Linked DNA regions of Mus musculus: all the other regions are linked to region 2. A link is a loop called in an ENCODE intact Hi-C map of the cell type or tissue named here. Cell type or tissue: left cerebral cortex. All regions are shown on one strand.

Region 1 (4,000 bases), 970 kb after region 2:
CTTTGAATGTGTGTCAGCTCTGCCTTGGTTGGTATGTCACATGGGCTGAAAGTCTTTTGTGTTGGCTTTGTGTTCCAGGGGCGCTTTAGCATCAACCTTTATGGGACTGGGCTGTCTTTAACGGAGTCTGCCAGATGGACGTCACAAGGGAATTACGCTGTTTCGGACATCAAGAAGTCTCCGGTAAGGCTGCGTATTGCTTGGAGGATGGCTCTTGGGGGAGTGGCTGTGTACCGAAGGAGCAGAGCAGGTGTGCTTTCCCATTCACCAAACTTTTGTTTGTTTGTTTTTCCAAAGTGGCAGAGAGAAAATTTAGGACACAAATACGGGAAGGGATTTAGAAGTGGGTGAAGCAGGAGAGACTCACTTCACCTGGTTGAAGCTTGTCCCACCTAGTAAATGCAAAGCCATCCAAGCACCTGGAAAGCCTACTGAATTAAAAGAGGAAGGGGGGCAGGGCTCTAGGATACACACAGCTCAAATATCTTAACTAACCAAACGCAACTCACCTATGTGAACCTCGACAAATGATGGTTTGGTTTGGTTTGTTCTGCCCAGAAACAATTGCAATTCCAATAGGAAGAGGTTATGGGGTGATATTTTCTGGGAAGTTAGGAATACAATAATCCACTTTGTTCTGGCCACCCTGAACCCAGTGCATTTTAGCATGTCTGCAACCGCAGAGCGTGTTGGAAGACAGGTGCTTGGATCCTGGTCTTCTGGGTCCAATTCTGTAGTTGAGCAAGCCCCAAGTGGTTGATAAACACAGCCCAGCCCAAGAATCACGCACCCCGTGGAGCTACCAGGGAAGTTTACATGTACCCCTAGGCCCCCTGACTAGGTTCAGGGGATGCAAACCTCTGGGGCTGTGTCTCCATGGTGATTCTGAAGGGTGATGGGGCAGAAACTCCTCCTTAAAGCCCTTCCACTGAGTTCTCAGGCCACCGCAGCATCTGGTCTCCTGGAGATATGGGACTTTTCCCAGTTCCTGTTCAAGCCCTGTGCACGTGGGAAGAAAAGAGAGAGGGGGAAGAAAGGAGGTCTGAGTCCAGAATAATGGGGTGGGATGAGTGCGGCTACCTGGTTAGAACTGCAGGGTAGAATGTCAGGTCACCTGGGAGGTGGTTTTATACTATTCCTTTGAGCTTGTATGGGATATTTACATATTTTTAGACAGTCTGTTCCCACGTATGGGGTACACCGCTGTAACTTCAGCACTGGGGAAGCTGAGCAGGAGAGCCTTCCGTTCAAGGTAAACGTGGACTACACAGCTAGACCCTGTCTCCTAATGACCAGTACTATGAGTAATGCCACGTGATGGTAATATGTTGTTTATCTGAAATCCATATTTGACGAGCATTTAGACTTTCACTTGCTGAGTTCGGCAACCCCTCCAAATGTGGTGTCTTGGGTTAGAAGCAGGAGATGAAGCGGCAATTCAGCCTGCACTGATCCAAAGCCCCAGCATAGGGGAGGTTCCACACGGCATCTCAGGACAGTGTGTTTCCTGACTCCTTTTTAAACGTCCAGAACCCTACCTGTATCTCAGGTCCTGGTCTCGCCACAAAGCTAACCAGGGATCACAAATCTCATTCAAAGGTCAAGCGATTGCTGTGATTTCATCATAAGTATTGCCTTCCCACCAAACAGAATAGAGACGACTGTAATCTTTGATTGAGCCCTGACATCAAGACATCTAACTCTACTACTCCCCACCTTAATCCCAGTCCTATAGATTTTATAGGAAATAAAATCAGTATATTTTGTTGTGTTCATGTCTCAACATGACAGGCGCGTTATGCCTCAATGACCCGATTTGAAATTTTGAACTGCTTTAGATGTGGTTGAATGAAATCATCTTTGTAAGCTATATATGTTGCATTTATACATACATACATACATACATACATACATACATACATACATATGTTATAGTTTTGCTAGACTACAGTCAATCATAATTGAAATTTCAGCCAGAGGCTAAAAATAACTAAAGGCTGGAGTGCCATCTTATGGCCATGTCGAGTACTGCAAGGCTGTTCCCCACCCTCTGAGAATTCTGCCTGAGCTGCTGGGCTTTCTTCTCCACCCTGCTGCCCAGTGTGTGTGCATGTGCGTGTGCGTGTGCGTGTGCGTGTGCGTGTGCAAGTGCTCACGTGTAGATATGTAGAATCAAGGACTGCAGTCTTCCTAGCTCCTGACAGACCAGAGCCAGGGCCTCAGAATAGCATCCCCTATGAGAATGGACCCCCAGAACTGCTAAGCTTGAGGAAAAGTTCAGATGGTCCTCTCCCTGAAGAACACCTCCTCTTTGGTGACGGCCCTCCATAGCTGCTGAGAGAAGAGGCTTTCTCCATCCGTACAGGAAGTCTCCACACACACAGTGCAGGTGGTCATCAACATCGTCACCTCGGGGTCTTGTGAAACCAAGGCAGGAGCATAAGCAACAGGCAGTGATGTGGCATCTTTGCAGCCTTGTGGCTTACTACTAACTTGCAGAAGCTAGCTGAGGCTGCCTGCTGTGGGTAAAGGGACTGCAGGCTAGAGGTGGAACCTGGGGGAGCTGTCCAGGCTGAGCCTGGGAGAGCTGGTGCGGGTTAGTGATTGCTTGGAGGGTCTGGTGAATTCTTACTGTCTCAGCTCAGAGCTCTGCATACGTGGACAGAAGAGATGCTGTGACTAGGAGCTGAGTGAGGCATGAGGGAAAATTCCAAGTCCTGAGCTCAGTTGCCAGGAACATTCTGGTCCCTCCAATGCTATCTGTGCTTAGGACTCCTCAGGCCTGTTTGGAGTTCTGCTGTGGCACTGTTCACTGTCCTCAGGACTGCCTGCCTGGTGCTCTTTCAGGGCAAAGATCGTGCATAGGTCTCCAGGGCCAGGCAGCTCAAAGAAAGCCTACTTGTGGCTGGTTGGGGCTGGTGCTCAGGGGTTATCTGCTTTCCTGAGGTGCCTGGCGAATTTTAAGGCACAGGGAGCCTGCTCTCTACCAGGGATTCCTTGTGCTATACAAAGGATTGTAAATAAAATAATTGCTTTATAAGATAATGAATCAAACAGGCTTTTCCCACCTCTGAATTCTTTTACAACAACTGAGTTAAGAAATGAACATACATGTCTGCACATGTGTGTACACAGTAAAATCTCATGAGTGTGCACATGTGTGTGCACAGTACAGTAGAATCTCATACGTGTGCACATGTGTGTGTGCACAGTACAGTAGAATCTCATGTGTGTGTGCAGAGCATCGTAGAATCTCATACGTGTGCACATGTATGTGTGCACAGTACAGTAGAATCTCATGAGTGTGCATATGTGTGTGCACAGCATCGTAGAATGTCATGAGTATGCACATGTGTGTGCACAGTACAGTAGAATCTCATGCCTGTGCACATGTGTGTGTGCACAGTACAGTAGAATCTCATGTGTGTGCACATGTGTGTGTGCACAGCATCGTAGAATCTCATGAGTATGCACATGTGTGTGCACAGTACAGTAGAATCTCATGTGTGTGCGTGTGGATTGCTTTCCAGTTTGTGAAAACCCAGCAAGTACCTAGACCTACAACATGGAATTTCCATAGGTTCACATTTTCTACACGTGTACCTTTTAGTCTGCACTTTTCTATGGAAACTGGATAGTATGTTTACACATATGTAGATGTATGTACATAGTTGCCTGAGGACTGTACTGGGGAAAATTATATGTTACATGTTTTGTATGCAGTTCAGAAGGAGTCAGTTTTGCATGTCATCTTAGCCCTAACATTTTACTTTAGGTCCTAAACTATGTTTCTTTTTTTTTTTTTTTCCGAGACAGGGTTTCTCTGTCTAGCCCTGGCTGTCCTGGAACTCACTTTGTAGACCAGGCTGGCCTTGAACTCAGAAATCCACCTGCCTCTGCCTCCCAAGTGCTGAGATTAAAGGCATGTGCCACCACTGCCCAGCCTCTATGGATTTTCTTAACACACCCTTGCCTCTTAGCCCTTCCACTAAAGACAGGC
Region 2 (4,000 bases):
AATAGGTATGCCCCCAAACTTCTAATGAACTGTTGTTTTGGCTAAAGGAGTACATACACGTGTACATACACACATATGTATATGTGAAACCATCTATATATACATGTATTTATACTTAGTATAAATACAAAATAAATAAGGCCATCACACAGAAACACTCATGTGGATGATGGGTGTATGTTGATGTGTGTGCGTTGTGGGGGTAAGTGCGTGTGCTTGCCCGGCCTTACTAGTGACAGAGTCATCTAAAATGTCTGGATCTTTGTCACTTTAAATACATTGCATTCACATAGTTTAACTACCTTAGAACTATCATTGCCTATAGGCTGTGAATTTGGTCTTTCCTCTTGGTCATTCATTGGGTTGCCATAATTGACAGATGTTAGTGGAGTCCTTTTGACTTCACCCTTAGGCTTCTCCATACCTTGCTATGTAAAGCCATTCAAGAGTTTTGCTATTGTAGACCACAGACAACATCCCAGCTCCAGTTGACTCTTAATTCTTAGTAATTCAGAGTGTACTTCTTGGTGAATTTAATGTACCCCCCCCCTCTCAGATGCTAGCTTTGAAATAGGGGTAGAGTCACTGGCTCAAGCCCTTGAATTCAAAAGCAAGCATAGCTGAGTGAGCATACTAGTTAATAATGCCACACAAAGAGAACTACACAGAGGCGTACTTCTCATCCCCACATGAAATACTATTGTGTCCACACTTACATGCTTCACATACTCAAGGTGAATTGTTGCTTGAAAAAAAAAATGGCATAGAAAACTTTAGAAAAAAATAAATAAAATTTAAGTTTCAAGTTGGGTGTCATTCAGGGCACGGTAAGGTCTCTTTCCTTGCTGCTCCATGGAGATTAGGCCACAAAGCACCCCTCATCCAGTGCAGCTAAGCTTTATGCACTGCCTGTCAATCAGTCACTTGGTGGCCAGCTCAGTTACAAGGTCAGCTGTCACAGTGTCATACACTGTCATACACTGTGTTCAAATGTCCCTTATTTAACTTCCTGATAGGCCCAGAGCACAAAGGTCACAGCGTGGGCAATTGGAACGTGCTGAAGAGGCAGGCAGAAGTTCCTTTAAGTGGCTAAGGAAATAAATCATATGTGGAAACTACTGAGGGCTACAGTGAATTGTTGCTGTTGATCTGTTGCTGTGCTTGTTTTATAAGTTAAACTGGGTCATAGGTGTGTACAGATGCAGAGGGAAAACCATATTCATATTGGATTGGACGCTATCCTGGGCTCCAGCATTCACTGGGGCTCTGGGAACAGGTTCCCTGTAAACAAGGGCTTTCCGCTGGTGAGTAAAGCTATTTGCCTCAGGACATTTGCTAGGGATTTCTAGTAAGATGCATTCCAACCACACCCTAGGTCTCACTGCACATACACAGCCATAATGGGAGCTGTGTTTATGTCTATCTGCATATCCACTCCAGACCCTCTGCTGTGCCTCAACTAATCGATTTGCCCGGCCTTTTCTTGCTAGAATGAGTATTTCCTCCCTGAGAACTGCTTTCCTTTCTTCCCAGCCACATCAACAGGAAGACGCAATATGAAAACCCAGTCCTAGAAGCCAAACGGAAGAAACAGCTTGAACAGCAGCAGCAACAGCAGCAGCCTCAGCCACCGCAGCCAGAAGGTTGGCTTCTTTGCTGGAGGCATTTCCCTGAGCTGGGAGTGTGGGGTAAAGCCTAGGCACTGTCACCCCCGTGTGGTCAGAGCTGGCCTTGATGATAGATTCTTTTCTCCTCTAGTCACCCCTCCCTCCAACAGCACACCCCAGCACACTGCAGAAGGGGGCGCCCCTGCATAGCGCTCAGACCTCTGCCTTGCTTTGGATGGAATTTAACTTGCGGAGCTGAGGGAATTTGGGCCCCTGCAGCATTTGCATGGTGATCCCTGTGTAACATTTAAGCAGAGTTTCTGGGCACTAGGCTCCTTTTTCACGTTAGAAACGCCGTACAGAAGGATCTGCATGCTTCTGGGAAGTCACAAATCATATTCTTTTATTTTTTTTTTATTTTATTTTGGTTTTTCAAGACAGGGTTCTCTGTGTAGCCCTGGCTGTCCTAGATCTCACTCTGTACACCAGGCTGGCCTCAAACTCAGAAATCCGCCTGCCTCTGCCTCCCAAGTACTGGGATTAAAGGCGTGTGCCACCACTGCCCCAAACAAATTCATATTCTTTAGAGAAATCAAAATAACCCAGGAAGAGGGGGGAACATTAAATCTTCCAGTGCTTGCCCCATCCCATTCTTAGGGGCTCACTGTGTAGAATTTTTCTGGTAAATAAAAATCACAAATACCAAAACCAAGAATAATTTTGTGAGTAAATATATTTCATTTGAGCAACTTTTTTTCACTTTTTATTTCTTAAACCTGCTTGAAGGTTTGAGTTGACTCATAGTTTTAATGGCTAAAAGATGTGCTACGTAATGAGTGTTTCTACTAATATGTAGCTATCCATTTATTAATATTTAAGGTTTTCCTAATTTTTCATTAAATCTTTCAGTGGTAGGCTTTATACCATCTAAGTATAATATCAATTATGTGAATATGAACTATAACACTTTTGTTCCCACGTTATATATAATACATATTATATGCTATATATTATTATATATTTAATTAATTTATATATTAAATATTTAACATAATTAATTTATATACTATATATTTTAAATGTGTATGGTGCTAGAAATTGTACTGAGGACCTCATCACACCAAGTATCTACCCAAGCAAGCACTGAGTCCTTGAACATAATCAAATATAGTCCTTAAACTATGGGAGTAGCCAAATGTTACTACTATAAATATATATAAACATCACAAATGTTTTAGCATTGATGTTACATAGTTCTTGTAATAACTACTCATCTTTATAGTGTAAAACAGATACAGATAATATATAAATATAGGCAATTCTGTGTGTCAATAAAACTTTATTCATGAACACCCATTTGAATCTCTAATTTTCGTGTATCAGAAAATACTCAATTTTAACCTTTTAAAAATGTGAAAGGCCAACATGGTTTACATAGTAAGTTCCAGGACAGCCAGAGCTACACAAAGAAACCCTGTCTCGAAAAATCCAAATAAATAAGTAGTAAGTGAATGAATGAATGAAAAGCATTTATGCCATGTACTTCTATAAGGCAGACATTGAGCCCAGTTTAGCTGGTAAACCATGCTTTACTCTCTACTACCCCTATGCACCAGCTGAAAAGTTCTCTGGCTTAATTCCCTTTTTAATTTAAGGATAACTTTTAAAAATATTTTTAAAGATATTTTTAAAGATAGTAGTCCCAGCAAATGTGGTTTGAGCTGTGGGCATATAGCTAAGGGAAGGTGACTGCTTTACATCTTAAAGATCACTCACTGCAAGATGTTACAGGCAGTAGCTTCCCTTTGAGTTTCAGAGACAACAGAAGTTAGTGCCGCAACAAAATAATGGCGTATATTTTCATCCAACTTACCAGGCAAGACAGGTAGGCTCTGCAGACCAGCGCACCCCTCACTGAGCCTTAAGAAGGTCCTTTCTCACATGGCTACCTTCAAGCAAATCCATACCTGAAAAAACAAAGGAAAAGAAAACCAAAATTTGGTTTTCACTTAAAACCTTTAAAGTCAGATTTTTACCAGTTGTGCCATATTTCTTTAATGAGAGAGAGAGAGAGAGAGAGAGAGAGAGAGAGAGAGAGAGAGAGAGAGAGAGATATTTCACTGACCTTACCACAAAGGGAGGGAGGGCTGCTGCTTTTGCTCACAGACTTAGTGAGGGTTTCCATTGTTGTGAAAGACAACATGAACAAGGCAACTCTTATAAAGGACAACATTTAATTGGATGGGGCTGGCTTACAGGTTCAGAGGTTCAGTCCATTATCATCATGACTGGAAACATGGCATCTTCCAGACAGATATGGTGCTAAAGAACTACATCTTGGCTTGAAGGCAATCAGAAAACTGGCATCCTCAGGAGGCTAGGAGGAAGCTCTC
Region 3 (4,000 bases), 300 kb before region 2:
TGATTGGCTAATCAATTGCCATTCTTTTCCTAGAACTAGGCAGATAGCACAGTCTGTGGAACCCAGTGGGACTTCGCCAGAGCTGTAATTCTTACAGCCACCTCAAACTTAGCATACGCCCTTTTAAAGGGAAACCCCAGCATTCCTAATGCCATTTTTTTTTTCTTAAGATGATTTCTTTTAAGGCAGCCCAGATGAAAGGCAAATTCTAGAACATCAAAGAATGTATCATGAATGTATCTAAGAAAAGGCTGTTTTAGAAAGAAATAATTTTCTTGCTCTTTAAAAGTGATGTTATAGATTAAAATTAATGTGAGTGAGTTTAGAATCTCATGAGCTCTAGTGTTGTTTCATGAGTTGCAAATGTTCTTAACCAATGAGCCATTTCTACAGTCCCAAGAAACTGTTTTTTTTTTTTTTAATTTTGATTAGAGACTGAGTACACTGGTTAGTTTTGTGTCAATTTGACACAAGCTGGAGTTATTAAAGAATAAGGAGCTTCAGTTGGGGAAATGCCTCCACGAGATTCATTTTCTCAATTAGTGATCAAGAGGGAAAGGCCCCTTGTGGGTGGGACCATCTCTGGGTTGGTAGTCTTGGGTTCTATAAGAGAGCAGGCTGAGCAAGCCAGGGGAAGCAAGCCAGTAAGGAACATCCCTCCATGGCTTCTGCATCAGTTCCTGCTTTCTGACCTGCTGGAGTTCCAGTCCTGACTCCCTTGGTGATGAACAGCAGTATGGAAATGTAAGCCGAATAAACCCTTTCCTCCCCAACTTGCTTCTTGGTCATGGTGTTTGTGCAGGAATAGAAACCCTGACTAAGACACTGAGTCTTTAACTCTGAAGATGATGTTGCTGCTGCTGCTGCTGCTGCTGCTTCTGCTGCTGCTGCTGCTTCTTCTTCTTCTTCTTCTTCTTCTTCTTCTTCTTCTTCTTCTTCTTCTTCTTCTTCTTCTTCTTCTTCTTCTTCTAAAAAAAAAAGAGAATTATTTTGTTTTATTCATGTGACGTGTGTGCGGGTTCCCTAGGAAGCCAGAAGAGTGCGTTAGATGCCCTGGATCAGGAGTTTCAGCAGGTTGTGAGCTGCTGGATGTACGTGTTGGGAACCAAACTTGGGTCCTCTGAGCCATGAGTAGCACACTTACCCACCAAGCCAGCACTGATGTCCATAATGTACTGTCTTTATGTGTACACTATAGCATTGCTCTGTAAACTTAAGCCTAGAAATAGGAAGTATTTGATATTGGAGAAAGAAACAATAAGTGCCAGGCTTATGTGTATATAAATCCTTACATCCCCACGTGACTCAGTGATACTTGCAATGGCAGTCTTGAGTGAAATTTGGGAACTCTGTCCTCTCGTTCCCAAAGCTGCTATGAAATGACACAGTGATCATCTTGTCCCCTTCTGAGAAAGACTGCTGGCAGTGGGAAGTGGTTTCAGAGAGCAGCTTACCAGAACCTTCTGGAACACTGCCCCCTTTCTTTGAGGGTCAGTGAACACAGTGCTCTGAGGCTGAAAGGGGACATCAAATCAGAGAAAGGGAGACCCTGGTTCCTCTTTGAAAATGCCACTGCCACACAAAGGAGTCACTGCAGCCCGGCTCTGATGTCTTCAGCTTTTCTGTTCTTGCCCTGTTAATGTTCCATTGCCCAGCAGGGGGCAGGACCAGCTCTCCCTTCCAGAGAAGCCACAGGCAAGAGGACATTTAGATGAGGGCCTCTGACAAAGCTAGACACAGGACAGATAAAAGCAGAAATGTGTGACTGACATCCATCTCTCTGGATTGATTGAGTGGCCTTATCATTTTGATCATGTGTTTTCCCCTAATAATTACTGCTTCTGTGTATCAGATACTTTGTCCACATACCTAGTTATAAAAAAATTGGATCAATCCTTGTAATAAATTTATAAAAATTCCTAATTTCCCATCTGAAGAAAACAGGCTCAGAGAATCTTTTTAAAAAGGAAAAACTAACCAGAGTTCCATACAGCATCTTGTGTGGACAGCATGTTTTGGATCCCATAGGCTTCTGGCTTTAATCTATAGAATGACTCTACCCAGTGACCTTGTATCCCTTCCTGCTCTGCTTGGCCCTTGCCAGAGCCTTCTTGGCCAGGAGATGGTGTTTCCCCCAGTGGCTTAGCAATATACGCCTACATTCTAGTTCTGGGTGGCAACCAAGCACAGTGACCACAGCGTCTATTGTTTTGGGGTCTCTTGAGCTTCCTTGGCAAACAACTTGAAATTTCTTATGCCTGGCACTGGTAGGTAATCTGTGGCTCTTGGTGGAAGTATTACCACCCTTAAGTAGTGTGATATCATTTAACGTGCGTGTGTGTGTGTGTTTTATATATTATATAATCATTTTAGGCTGACATAAAATGATGATTCCTTATGTCCCTTTCAAACATCCTCATTGTATCCCCCTCTCTACATTTGTGTTGCCCTCTCTCCCCACTTCCCAGTTAAGGCTGCTAACACCCTGACCTCTAAACCCTGTGTTCCTTATTTAGTTCTTCCCCTTAATAGCACAGGACCCTGGTATTCCTGTTTTTAGAACAGCTTACTCACCTTTGCCTCGTTTTTACATTCCTGGCTTCTGCTTGTAACTCCAGATTCTGTGCTCTAATCTTTAAATTTAGAGCAATTATCCATAGATCATAGAGACCATGCAGCATTTGTCTATCTGGTTTACCTCACCCAGTGTAATATTTTTTCATCCCATCCATTTGCCTGAAGTTTTCCTAATTTCATTTTTCCCTCCAGCTTCATAGAATTCCGCTATGCATATCTTCCATGTTTTCACTGTGCAGTCATCAACTGAGCGACTTTGAGGTTGTCCTGTTCCTGTTGTGAGTAGAGCTGCAGTGAACGTGGCTGAGTAGTTATCTGTGGAGTAGGATGTTGAGTCCTCTGGACATACGCCAAGAAGTGGCTTCTCTGTGTCACATATGTGGTGGATGTATTTTTACCTTTTTGAGAATTCTCCATACTGATTTCTGGAGTGGCTGCACCAGTCTGCAGTCCCATCGAGCATGAAGGAGGCTTCTCTTTCCCAAGCGTCCTCATGGGCATTTGTTGTCCGTTGCTCTGTTAATGTTGGCCATTCTGACTCGGGTAAGATGAAATCTCAAAAGTAGTTTTAATTTGGATTTTTCTCATTGCTAAGGACGATGGCCACCTTTTGAGATATATCTTAGCTTTATCTATCTATCTATCTATCTATCTATCTATCTATCTATCTATCTATCTATCGATTTTTGAGGATTCACTATTGACATCCATAAAAATTTTTAACTGGGTCATTGGGTTTCTCTTTCTTTTTTCTTTTTTTTCCTTTGATTCTGTGCTTTAAGTTCTTTATACATCCTGTAGATTTATCCTCTGTAACATTTACCGCTGGGTAAGACTCTTTCCTACTCTGTGGGATCCTCTCCCCTTGGTTCGTTTCCTTTGCTGTGCAGAGCTTTTTAATTTTATGGAATCTCACTTGTCTGTTGTTGATCTTAATTTCTGGGCATTGAGTTGAGTAATTCCCTTCCTTCCTAAACCTGTATCTTGTAAGGCACCGCCTGTGCTTTCTTACAGTAGCATTCCAGGTTTCAGATTGAGGTCTTGATGCCGCTGGGGTTGACTTTTGTGCAGACTGATAGACATGAATCTAGTTCCATTCTCCTAAACATGGCCATCAGTTTTCCCATCATGACTTGTTTAAGGCGCATCTTTTCTCCAGTGCATGTTTTTGGCATCTTTGTCAAATTGTCCACTTGTGTTTGGGCCCGTTTGTTTCATTGGTATATGTGTCTGGTTTCATGCAAGTACTCTGTATTATACCTTGAAATCTGGAATGGTAATTCCTCCAGAATTGCTCCCCCTACCCTAGGATTGCTTTGTTTCTCCAGGGTCTTTGTGGAAATTGAATTTATGCCCTTTGGAAGAGCAACTAGTGCTTGTATCTGCTGAGCCATCTTTCCAGTCCAATGATTGTTCTTTGAAG
Region 4 (4,000 bases), 160 kb before region 2:
TAGACTGCCCTCTAAACCTTTCTCTCCCCCAGCTTTCAAATGCTTTGCTCTCTGTTGGCTTTGGACCTCTCCATCTATGGTTCCCCATCATTGTTCATCTGAAAGTTTTAGATTCCCTTGTCTCCTGTCCATTCTTTAGTACTTAATTCTCGACAGTCCCTTACATGTGACCGTGGAGCTGGGGAAATACAGGTGGTGGGTCAAAGGCAAGCCCTGTAGTGTGGCCACTGCCAATAGGGAATGTTTACTCTCCAGAAGTCTTACAGCACTGTTTCCCACTCCTGGAGCTGAGGTGAGGATGCTGACCTGGGCATAGGGCTGGGATCAAAGCCCTGAGTTTGAGGGGTAGGGAGATGACTTAGTAAAGGGTTTGCTGCACAAGCAGGAGAACCTGAGATCCCCGGCTCCCTTTCAAAGCCAGCTGCAGCAGTATGCAGTTTTAATCCCAGTGCCTAGAAGGCAGAGATAAGGGCATCCCCAAGGGGCTTGCTGGCCAGTTAGTTAGTCTAGCTGGACTCACATTGAACTTCAGGTTAGTGGTAGACCCTGCCTCAAAAATTAATCTACAGAAATGACTGAAGAAGGCACTTCACAAAGATCTGTGTGTGTGTGTGTGTGTGTGTGTGTGTGTGTGTGTGTGTGTGCGCGCGCGCGCGCGCGTGCGTGCCTAAGACACACACAGACACACGCTAAAAAGTAAGTTTGAATACGAGGTGGTAAACCTCAAGTGTTTGGTTCTAAATGGGATTCTACCTTTATTTTATTTTTTTTTTCTAATCAGCTGCTTGAAGGGGAATCCTTCAAAGTCTCATTCTCAGCTTCTCCATCATCTTTAACTTCATGAAAACAGTTATTTCAAATATAAGAATTATTTCTATGAAATTTCTTTCAAAGTTAGGAGAGAGGCCGAGGGGACTTGGGAGGCTCTTGTCCCCATTCTTGAGACTCACCCACCTTTCCTTACCATACCCTCAAGCCCTCACCCATCTGTCCACTCAGCTGCTAGTCCTTAGCAAATGGGGCAACCCGATTTCCCGCCTTTCCTTGGCCAAGAGCTCCCCAGGACCAATCGGGTGGTGGGGACTTGACATGTCCTGGTAGGGGAGCTAGCTGGGTCCCGCCCCCTCCCGCCCCCTTCACAGGTGCAGCCCTAATCCCCCCTGGCCTAGATATCCGGCAGCCTCTGAGAACCCGGGCTCTGTGATGTAATGCGCTTTTTTCACACTCCCGGCTTAAATACAGATGGAAATTGTTGTCATGTGTTAGAAATGTCGCCAGTGATATAAAAGGCGCAAGCTTGAGCATCTTCTCTCCCTTCTCGCACATCAGCTGCTCCTCCAGCCAGAGCCTGTGCCCTGGAAAACCCACTCAGTGGTCAGGTGGCCAAGGAGCCCCTAGCTAGCTTAGGAAGGGGTTCAGATCCCACTCCCCACCCCCGCCTCTCCTTACAGCCGCTGCGGAGCCGAAGACCAGCGTGGTGGGAGGCTCTTTCAGGCGCACAAAAGGAAGGATTAATCTTGGCGATTGGCTGGGCTTTTGCAGGCAAGTACAAGTCCATGATCTTCCCAGGCCAACCCCTGCCCACCTCTGGATTCGAACGCTCGGCCACTGGAAGAAGGCTGGGATCAGGCAGGCTGTGACCGGAGCGCCTGCCACCGGAGGTTTGCGCTTGGGTTGTGGGAACATCCATGGAGGTGAAGATGCCATGTGTGGTGTGTGGACCAGGGAGGAGGGGAGACTGTGGGCCAGCTTGGGAGGGCCAGATGGCTGAGGCTGCGTTTTAATTCAACGGGCAGGCAGGCCCCGTTTGGCTGGGCAGGGTGGGAGGAGAAGCAGGGAAGGGAGAAAAAAAAAAAAAATCAGAGGTCAGTGGGTAGGGAGAGGCTGGGCTCCAGAGCAGATGCCTGGCGAACAATGGGGCTTTTGAAGGGGATGCTGGAGGAAGTGTGGCGTGCGCTTTGTATTGCCTCCTCCGCATTGCAGGTTGGAATCGGGCAGCTAAATTTTAATGAAGTGCATTCCAAAGTGTGCTAGTCAGCCTGGGTTTGGGGAGCCAGAGCGAGGGGCGGCCCCCAGGCTTTGCTGAATGGGGACTGGGGGTGGGCGGGGGAGGGGGGCCACCGAAACGAGTTCCTGATGGATGGTAAAGGAGGAGATGAAAGCCTGCTCAGTGTGGAGGGCAGGGGAAGGGGAGGGGGAAAGCCTTAGGCCCCCGTGCATATTAATAGGCTCCAGCAGGTGTTGGTAAATGCATGTTGCTGCATTGTTCCGGCGCCCAGGCTGGAGTAGGCGGGGAGACAGCGACTGCTTCTCCTGGCGGTAGTGGGCAAATGCCTTTGCACTTTGAGAGAGCTTCACAAGCTCTCCAGAAAATAAAGAGGAAAAGGACCACCATCCCTCTCTCCTCTCCCCCACTTTTAAAGGGGGGATGTACATGCAGAAGGCTTCTTAGGTTTGCTTCCTGGAGATTAACATGTGTTTGTGAGAACACTGTCTTGTCTAGGTAAGGTATGCTTGTCTGTGGGCATCAGTAAATAGAGGAATCTGGAGTCTGGTTTGTAAGTGCTTGGGAGCTGGAAGGTTGTTCTCCCTGGCTGGTTCTTAATGGACCAATCCTGGAAGACTGGTATCTTTATTTCTTTAAAGAGACAGGAGGGTGTACCTTCTTCCCTCTTCTCAAACTCGGAGTCTGTCTGACCGAGTAGCAGGGGGCAGTGAAGTGTGCAAGGGGGCTGTCTCATCCCCAGAGTTGGCCTTCCACACAAAGGGAGTGGATTTGTGTCCGAACTAAATGGCTTGAGGGTCTGTGTTGTTTATTTGTACGGATTAGGAATAGGCCCTTTCTCTCTCCAAGAGTTGACGGTGCCTATCCAGTGAGAATCATTTAGGAGGCTTTTTAGTTAGGACTGTGCACTGCTCAGATAACCCTCGCTGGCTTTGTTGTTTGCTGGCATGCTTGTTTTTAACTACTCTTGACCAGAACCTATTCAGTGTTTTCAAAAGGTTCAAACGTGTTCATTGGAGGTTCAGATGAAAACTGAAAGTGTCTGTAGAGGAAGGGGAGTGTGACTCTTATTTTGAAAATATTTAACCATGGGTTTATATACAATATATCCATATATATTACATATGTATAAAGCTATGCACATTTTAACATACACTAACATTGCATTTTGGTTCTGGGGGAAATGATTTGGTTGAGAAAGGCTTTCATTGTATCACCCATGAGGCCAGTGCCTTCTGAAAACTGGTGTTTTACCAGAACTTCAAATCCTGCCTTGGGGGGGGACATGTTCAGATTCTTTTCATGATTGAACTTGCACAGCCCCTAGTCAGCGAGGCCGAGCTCCCCACTTGTCTATGAGTTTGCCTGCTGCTGAAAGCCTGAGCAGATTAATGCTATCAACACTGTCTTGATTCCTCCATCCCTCAGCTGAGAGAACAGGAGCTGCCTTTGCCCCTGGCCCTCTTTCCCCTCTGAGGCTGGGAGGGTAGGGTAGGGGAAAGAGGATGGAGCAGGAGGAAGGGATTGTGGCTGAGGCCCACCTTTGACTCCCCAGCCCCTCTGGACCCCACCAAGTCAAACGTTAGAGCCTTCCTTCTTCACGTCCCTCTGTAGTTTCTCAAGCTGCAAATTTCAAGTTGTGTTTCTATGGCAATGCCTTGAAGAAAATGTTTGATACTGTATCTGCCTCTCTTGTGTTTTTACTACAGAGGTGAAATTGGCCTGGTTTTTGTGGTTGTTGTTGTTGGTGGTGGTGGTGATGGTGGTGGTGGGTTTGGTTTTGTTTTCACTGAATAGGCTTGAGGTTTACCTGCTGGTCCTTGTTGAGCAGAAAGCAGGGGGCAGTTGTGTTTGTTACAGAACTTTTCCCTAGAAGACTAGAGTTTTCATGTACAACCCAGGGTGTGTCCACTGGAGCAACCATCCAGTGGATGTATTCACCACTGAGACAGTTTCTGTGATACACCGCTGTAGATGGGCCTTTTGACACATGAA
Region 5 (4,000 bases), 230 kb before region 2:
GAGTCACACGTGTAAGCAAATACTATAATTTTATTTTCACCTGTCTTTGTGAGTCTTGGTGTCCCCACACTGTGATTGAGACTGGCGGGGTGGCTGAGAGTTTGAGGTGAGATCAGAGTGTCAGGTCAGCTTGCCTCTCTCCTAATTTATCATCTTATCTTAAAAGGAGATCAGCAGCGTGCTCCCTCCACTGATAGGACAAGTAGCAAGAACCATTTGGGAGTGCACTTTCCAGTGTCTTGAGAGGGTGACGTTTATATATTAGTACTAAGTGCATCTGCAGCAGCAGTGAGCGAGCATAATTGTCAGCTTTAATATTGAACTGCCCAAATTAAGCACGTTAGCCTCTTCTTTAGAACAGTTAGGTTAGCAGTATGTCTGAGGAGTCCCAGGGTTCTGTATTGTGCAACAGGTTGTCTGAGCATAACCTGCTCAGGTGTGGTCGTGGCCGAACAGGGAATACAGAGAAAACAAGGACAGACTGAAGTCCTCCCTACCCCCTTTCTTTTGCTGATGACTTTGGTTTAAGGCAGTGTTAAAAGCTGTCTGAGAACAGAAAGACTCCGTTGAGAATGGCTGTTCTAGAAACTAGAGAAAAAGTGGAATAGTTTCTATAGAAGAAGTTTCACAGGCACCGTGTGGAGTTAGGAACGCCTGTCATCATAGGTTGAAATGAAACAACGGAATCACTCCTACAGACCGACTGTGGTCGGCTTCAGGGTGAACTGGAACCCTGCCTGAACGCCCCCTGCTGAGTGTGCTGAGCTTGTCCTTCACACTGTCCTGTGTGTCTAGCCTTGTCAGAGTGTGTTGAACATACATGCTCCTGGCTATCATGTGTATGGAGGGGTCTGAGCTATTTAACATAATTTTCAAAATTCTTTTTACATTAAACAAATAAACAAACAAACAAACAGAAAACCAACTGTGTACTTATGCGCGCCTTCGTGATGTGCCCAGGCGAAACTTGTGGAAGTTAGAGGATAATATTTGGAAATCATTTCTTTCCTTCCACTTGATGGGTCCTGTGACTCGAACTCTGACCATCAGTCAGAGTTTAGTGGTAGGTAGTTTTATCGGCAACTCTGTTGGCTCCTTCATGTAATTTTTGAGATCTCTTGTGATGCGGCCATTGCTCCTCTGTGTAGTGTCATCTCTTTACCATAACCAAATGCTAGGCCCTTGTGAGCTCCTTCGCGTGTGTCCGTCAGAGGTAGCCCTGTGTGGAAGGCACCCTCACTTTGCTTATGAGAAGTGTGAGGGAGAAAAGGCTCTTATTTTGCCAGTTTGAATGTGTTAGGTTTTAATAATGTAAGTGACATTTCCGTTAGTTCTGTGCTAAGGAATAACAGAGTTTCCCATTCTCAAAGCCCATGTTTTATGAGATTTTGCACCTCTGGTTCCCAGTAGACAGAGGGATTATGTCTAAAGGTCTCTGGCTTGTTTCAGAGCTCGAAGCATCCTAGAAGTCTCAGCCACAGTACTTAGCCTTACAAATAAACTGAGGGTCATGTTGGCCTAGAGCAGACTGTGGCAGATCTCAGGTCCGACTTATTCTCAAATTCAGGTGAGAGAGGTGGCCAGTAGACAGTCTACAGAAAATGAAACGTCCCTAAAGCTCTAACCTCTTGTTGATAAGCAGGCTACAAAAGTCGATCCATAATTAATTTTCATTTTTTCATATGTTTAATATATGTGAATTACTCTAATTTTAGTACAAAATTTATATGACATTTTAAGACAAGAATGAGCCATCACAAAATTAATATTGAAGGGCGTGACGTCAGACTTCCTCTGCGGTCCACACTGTGTTTGGCTGAGAAGGGCCGGTAATTCGGAGAAATGGGTATGACCTGCCACACTGTTAACAGAAACCTGTGACGCCCTTTTCCTGTGGAAAACTTGAACCCAGAAACCCTAATTAGATGACCATCCCAAGGCCTAGCCAAAGCAGGACAGTTCTGCCTGTCGCCAAAAGGTGGCGACAGTGGTTGTTTATTTGATGCCCTTTGGGGCTTGAGAGCTTAATTTTAAGTCACCTTTTCATAATCTAAAGCCGAACTGAAGGGACCGGGATAGAAGAAAGCAATTGATTGTGCTTGGTCTCATCCTGTTGTCCTGTCCGTTAAGATCAGCTGAGCGCTTTCTCCATAGTTCCTGGTCATCCAGCAGATTGGGACAATTTCTTTAGCACTTTAACTCTGGAGAGTGCCTACCCTTGAGGGAGCTTCATTCACAATGTGCATGTTTCAGAGGAACTGGCTTCAGCGATACCTGCAGGTCTGCTCTTTGAGATCAGCTCTTAGAAAATTGTATAGCGGTACTGAATCATCACATAATTAATAAAATGGAGTTTCTGGCCAGAATTGCATCGTGGTCCCTATGTAAGAAATCTACCCCTTCTCTGCCCTTTGTAGGCATTGGCTGCTTGGCACATACACCACTCCTCACCCCTCATCTCCCAAGGCAAGATTTCTCTGTGTAGCCCTGGCTGTCCTAGAACTCGATTTATAAACCAAGATCTGCCTACATCTGCCTCTCTAGTGCTGGGATTAAAGGTGTATGCCTCAGCAACCCAGCTTTGCTCAGTATTCTTATGTGGGTTTCCTGTTTTTGTATTTGTTTTTCTTCTTGTTCTTATGTTTAAAAACCGGATGCCAGCCGAGCATGGTGCCGCACACCTTTAATCCCAGCACCTGGGAGGCAGAGGCAGGCGGATTTCTGAGTTCAAGGACAGCCTGGTCTACAAAGTGAGTTCCAGGACAGCCAGGGTTATACAGAGAAACCCTGTCTCAAAAACCAAAAAACCAAAAAACTCCCCACAAAACAACAACAACAAAAAAACGGGGTGCCGATGACACAATTATTTTTATTCTGTTTCTTCGAAATGACATGTAAATACATGTGACCTCCTTGCTGTGACCTTTAGACCATCCATCAATTATTAAAAACAATCAAAGGTGGTGTCTTTTTAGCATTGGATCCAATATATCAGCATATCAGCACTTTTGCAAGTTAGGGATTTGTTACATGTATGGTTGCCACAGAGTGGACTTATTTTCTGCAGTATTTCTTGCTTTAGAATGCATTTTTGTTGGTTTGAAGTTAGGAACCAGGATTTTTTTTTTTTTTTTACTGTAAAGCGGAGGTGTCTATTCACTGTTCGCATTGCTCATCGGGGCCTGAGATTTCTGGTTAAACTACTTGACGGCAGTTCTGCTTTGAGATGCTTCACGTTAGCATGCAGCAGCCACTTGGCATAGTGGGAAAGAACATCTTTAATCTGAAGTGCTTTACTTGTGGGCGCTCTCTTGGGTAAAGAAAACTAGCCTTTCCCTCAGCAAGGCTCTGCCTGGGTTTTGTATCTGTGTCCGTGACGCTGTCTTAGCAGGTTTCCCCAGAGGAATAAAATTTAGAGTTACTCATTCTTTCATAAGATATCTTTTTCCTGATGGTTTGGACCCATGTTCGTGGTGTGGAATGGAAGCCTGGCCAGGGGGCATGCAGGGGATGTCCAGAGGTGTGCACAGTCTGGGCTGTGAGCTTCAAGAAGGTCTCAAACACAGTCTATTTCTGTCCACTCTGTCACCACACACGGGAGCACATACAGAGGGCCTGTGACTTTTACAAAATGACATTTAATCTGTAGTGACTGGCTACTGTAATAGATGTTGTCCAGGCCCTTGTATTCTGTGAGTCAGGATTAGGACCTAGTATCTTGATTTTTGTTTATTTTTCATTAATTGGCTTATTTACTCACCCATTTATTTATTTTGTGAAACTAGTATGTTTATGTGTGTGCTTTTAAGTCAAAAACTTATAAGTCTATACTCTTCTACAAACCAATGAGCTTATCGTGGCAGTTTTACACTTGTGTGCAAAGGTACTTTGAATAAAGTACTTACAAGAAACCATTCTCTATAAATATTCCATACTTCTTACATAACTAACTTTAATTATATTACAGAATAATAAATATAGCCTAGAACAGTGAATGAAG
Region 6 (4,000 bases), 280 kb before region 2:
CTCAGTGGTTAAGAGCATTCATTGGATGCTCTCCCAGACGACCTGGGTTCAATCTCAGGCACCAGTATGGCAGCTCACAGCTGTCCATAACTCCAGTTCCAGGGAATCCAACAACTTCACACAGACATGTATGCTGGCCAAACAGCAATGCACATAAAATTAAAATAAATAACAAATAAAAATTAAAGTGTAGAATAATTGACTAGAACACTGGCTGTTAAACAGTGGCCTCTACCTGCATGTTCAAACGTGTATACACACCCGTATACACATGCGAACCAACACAACACACACACACACACACCCCTCACCAGTACATTTGTATGAATTGTAATGATCAGAAGGATACTTTTTGTTTTCCTTTTCCAGAATACTAGATATAGCCCACCTGGAAATTTCCACTAAATATTTGCATATGTTCAAGGGGATCGGGCCTGTTCTTATACTTAGGAGTTCTGCTTCCTTTGGGAATCTTCAGTGGTTGGTCACATTGAATTGGAAAAAGGATGGAGTGTCCTGTGACTCCTGGGAGTAAAGGCGGCGTGGATGAGACAGTGTATTTAACCTGAATATGAAAATGCACAGGCACCTGGCCCACTGCCCTGCTCTGCTGAGCCTGGTCCCTGCTCCTTGTCCTATCAGCTGTGGAGAAAGCAAACTGAGGGCCTATCCTTGTTCCTGGAAAAGATAAATGGACCTAAGGAGGGCCATTGGAGCAATAGGAAGAGAAAATTGAAGTTTAAATCAGACCCAGAATTGGGGAAAAGGAACAGCTGGGATCAGGCCCTGAACTGCTGTATTAATCTGGCTGTCGGTCCTTCCTAGGAGAAAGTTAAGTGGTCCCCTACAAACAGGGGAAGGTGGTCTCTTTGTCTCCATCCCTTACTTGGGAATGTCCAGTTTGTACTATTTCCCACACTTCCAGACTGAACAGGCAGAGGATGAAGCAGCCCAGGCTACCGTGGAGATTTATTTATGCTTTAATATGCCACGTAAAGCCACTTGTTTGTTTCAGAATTAAGATGAAACACCCAGGAAAGGGACTGGTTGAAGAGTTAAGCAGTCTTCAAATTACCACAGCTGCCGCGTCTGTCCGTCCCCGCCAGATGGGTTTTGATAGGATGAATCTCATTGTAGGAGAGATGAATGAGGTTTTCTTGTGTTTCTCTCTGGGATTGCCTTTGCTCCAGATGATATTATAGTAGACATGTCTGCTGGAGTGAATGCATTGAATAGGTTGGCGTGGCTTCTTCCTTCCCATTGTTTGAAATCATGTGTCATTGAAAACATAGTCTCCATATAAAAATTATTTTTCTAGCTTATCTTACAAACATACACAGATGCGTGCATATGGTCGCTACAATAATACGACAAATTGGGACATACGTAATCAGTTACCAAGAACTTAGATCTGGTTCCCTTCATTTCCTAATATCTTGGAAATCATGTCTCTTACTGCAGTTTCTGGTCAATGAATTAAGAAGCACAGGCACATAATTTTATTTAAGTTAAAGACAATCTTTCTATGCTGTGTTCAGTTAGTAGATATGTAAACCCCAGGGAGTGGGCCAGACCTTGCTGGGGGGGGGGGTGCGGGAGTATGGGTTATTAGTACTTAAGTGTGGAATAGAATCTCCTAGCAAGATGCTTGAGGAATTTCTTTATGCTAAGCAAAGATAGAACCATAAGCCTCAGTAAACATTCATTTTACTTCCATTCTTGTGCAAAGCCTTTTCTTTTTGTGCTGTAAAAAAAAAACAGGGCCCTCTAGAGGGCAGTAGAGAGCAGCTTGCTGATAGAGTGTCTGGGGCAGAGGGGCTGTTGGAAAATTCAGAAAGTTTCCTTTTCCTTTTTCTCCCACTGTAACTCCTGAGAGAGTACAAGGAGCTTGTGGGGAAAGTGGGGAAGGATGGAAGGTGTATTCTCGGGCTTTATTTTCTTTATCAGTATCTGCAGGAATCAATGTGAAGAATGTGTAGTTTGCAGGAGCTTATGTCTTGAATCAGAGTATGCACATGTCTTTTGATTGACGGCTAAATGCACAGCCGAAGGGCTATGGTCTGGGTACACAAATATTGTGAAGGGAATCTGGAGTTTGCTGTCTTGTCTCTCTGAGGTTTTATGACTGCTTCCTTTTTAGACCAAGACTGAATTAATTTTATTCCTAAACATCCCTAAATGTAACTTTATTTAAGTGGATTTTTTTCCTACCAGAAAGTGATATGAGGTGGTGGGGGGTATGGGGTTCACATAACCTAGGATTCTTTAAGTGTGGCTTTTTAATATCTTAATATTTTAATTATTAATATCTTGATATTTTAATTAATTATCTGAACAAGAAATAATTACCTCCACAGTATTGGATTTGTTACTTTCTGAAGTGTACAGGGTGATTCACCTGTGTGCTTTTAAACTGTTTAAGAATGGAGTGGCCCATTCCTTATGTTCCAGTCTGACTGCTGTGGGCATTTAATGCTCTTCTTTGTCTCAGCCTCTGTATCATGGCCTTGGACTCACAGACATCCACCTGCCTCTGCCTCCAAGTGCTGGATTAAAAGTATGCACTACTTCACCTGGCCCAAAATGACGGAATTTTAAGAAATAAAAGAATTTAAAGCCCTAAAAATTATTAATAAATGTATGATAATGGAACTTATTTATATGGTGTTGACTTCCACTTTAGCCATTTGTAATTGAGTTTGATCACATGATGGTTTTAACTATAGGGTGCAATTTACTTGTGTAGGGGGTAAGGGTGGATCACTTTCTCCAGAGTTACAATTTTCTGATGTCAGGGATTCAGTTTTGCAAGTGATTCTAGATTCTTCCTCTTATACCACTCATGAAATCCTAGAATTATTAGTTATACGTCTTTTAAACTTTTTTTGGGCTTCTGTTTATATTTATTTCATATGTATGTTTGTCTGATTGTATGTTTATGCACCATGTGCATATAGTGCCCCATTTGGCCAGCAGAGGGCAGTAGATCTCCAAGGACTGGAGTTACAGAAGTTGTAAGCTACCATAGTGGGTGTGGAGAATTGATGAACGGAGATCCTCTGGAAGAACATTCAGTACGCTTAACTGTTGACCTGTCTCTCCAGCCCCTTGGTTATCCATCTTCAATATATGTTTAAGACTTTTTCAAGGGTAACTTGAAGAAATGCCCTGTAATTCTGGTTACCATTTTAATACCCAGTTCCTAAGTTTGCAGCCAGACAGTATTTCCAGAGATGGCATGATTGATCTTCCTTCTTTTCATTGACAATGAGTTCATATGGCTTTAGAGTGGAGGTGATATTTTGTCACTTCTCCACATATCAGACAAGAAAAAAAAAGCAATATATGCTATGATTTTTATTCTTTAAAACTTAATATTTAAATTTTATGTTTTGAGTGTTTTGCTTGCATGTATTTCTGTGCGTGTGTGTGTGTGGCTGGTGCTCTTAGAGGTCAGAAGACAGCATTGGATCTCTCGGAGCTGGAGTTATGGATGGTTGGGATTGAATTCCCAGCACAACCTCCATGTGGGAACTGGGAATGACACCTGTGTCCTCTGCAAGAACAATGAGTGCTCTTAACCACGGAGCCAACTCTCCAGCCACAGTCTCTTTTTTCTTTTTTTTTTTTAAATTTTTATTAGGTATTTTCCTCATTTACATTTCCAATGCTATCCCAAAAGTCCCCCATACCCTCCTCCCCTACCCCTACCTACCCACTCCCACTTCTTGGCCCTGGCGTTCCTCTGTACTGAAGCATCTAAAGTTTGCAAGACCAATGGGCCTCTCTTTCCACTGATGGCCGAATGAATAGGCCATCTTCTAATACATATGCAGCTAGAGACACGAGCTCTGGGGGGTACTGGTTTGTTCATATTGTTGTTCTACCTATAGGGTTGCAGACCCCTTTAGCTCCTTGGGTACTTTCTCTAGCTCCTCCATTGGGGGCCAGTCTTTCTTTTTTAGGCAATCATTTGTTATTCACAGATCTTTCCGCTCTT

The links. A loop is a pair of places that touch in the nucleus more often than their neighbours do. Peaks named below come from ENCODE experiments on the same cell type or tissue, not always from the same donor. Only the 100,000 strongest peaks of a DNase experiment are listed, where the experiment ranks them.
Region 1: a loop joins it to region 2, with 5 times the contacts of the local background. A loop is called at or near these places in 5 of 42 quality-filtered maps.
Region 3: it touches region 2 in a loop (6-fold over the local background); 15 of 42 quality-filtered maps call a loop at or near these places.
Region 4: a loop joins it to region 2, with 4 times the contacts of the local background. A loop is called at or near these places in 3 of 42 quality-filtered maps.
Region 5: it touches region 2 in a loop (7-fold over the local background); 23 of 42 quality-filtered maps call a loop at or near these places.
Region 6: it touches region 2 in a loop (4-fold over the local background); 18 of 42 quality-filtered maps call a loop at or near these places.

What each region holds. Positions count from the first base shown.
Region 1 is chr6:92,783,029-92,787,028 of GRCm38, reverse strand. It overlaps Adamts9 (a disintegrin-like and metallopeptidase (reprolysin type) with thrombospondin type 1 motif, 9), which reads left to right. Exons shown (of 40, transcript NM_175314.4): 38 at 79-183. It overlaps Gm52913 (a long non-coding RNA gene), which reads right to left and starts at 353. Exons shown (of 3, transcript XR_003956476.1): 1 at 1-353. In left cerebral cortex, a CTCF peak has its summit at 2,033 (motif pointing left); a DNase peak (open chromatin) is centred at 2,016; H3K4me3 peaks cover 63 bases.
Region 2 is chr6:93,755,298-93,759,297 of GRCm38, reverse strand. Magi1 (membrane associated guanylate kinase, WW and PDZ domain containing 1) reads left to right here. Exons shown (of 24, transcript NM_001029850.4): 9 at 1,534-1,643. Among named protein-coding and RNA genes, the nearest start is that of Gm23035, 36 kb to the left of the region's middle. In left cerebral cortex, a CTCF peak has its summit at 1,754 (motif pointing right); a DNase peak (open chromatin) is centred at 1,721; H3K27ac peaks cover 500 bases.
Region 3 is chr6:94,051,792-94,055,791 of GRCm38, reverse strand. All of the region lies in intron 1 of Magi1 (membrane associated guanylate kinase, WW and PDZ domain containing 1), which reads left to right. Among named protein-coding and RNA genes, the nearest start is that of Gm22840, 160 kb to the right of the region's middle. In left cerebral cortex, a CTCF peak has its summit at 1,662 (motif pointing right); a DNase peak (open chromatin) is centred at 1,651.
Region 4 is chr6:93,910,866-93,914,865 of GRCm38, reverse strand. The region is part of intron 2 of Magi1 (membrane associated guanylate kinase, WW and PDZ domain containing 1); the gene reads left to right. Among named protein-coding and RNA genes, the nearest start is that of Gm22840, 22 kb to the right of the region's middle. In left cerebral cortex, a CTCF peak has its summit at 2,305; DNase peaks (open chromatin) are centred at 1,358, 1,841, 2,311 and 2,530; H3K4me3 peaks cover 2,761 bases; H3K27ac peaks cover 2,201 bases.
Region 5 is chr6:93,983,327-93,987,326 of GRCm38, reverse strand. All of the region lies in intron 1 of Magi1 (membrane associated guanylate kinase, WW and PDZ domain containing 1), which reads left to right. Among named protein-coding and RNA genes, the nearest start is that of Gm22840, 95 kb to the right of the region's middle. In left cerebral cortex, a CTCF peak has its summit at 1,970 (motif pointing right); DNase peaks (open chromatin) are centred at 1,176 and 1,971.
Region 6 is chr6:94,038,076-94,042,075 of GRCm38, reverse strand. All of the region lies in intron 1 of Magi1 (membrane associated guanylate kinase, WW and PDZ domain containing 1), which reads left to right. Among named protein-coding and RNA genes, the nearest start is that of Gm22840, 150 kb to the right of the region's middle. In left cerebral cortex, CTCF peaks have their summits at 1,776 (motif pointing right) and 2,970 (motif pointing right); a DNase peak (open chromatin) is centred at 1,776.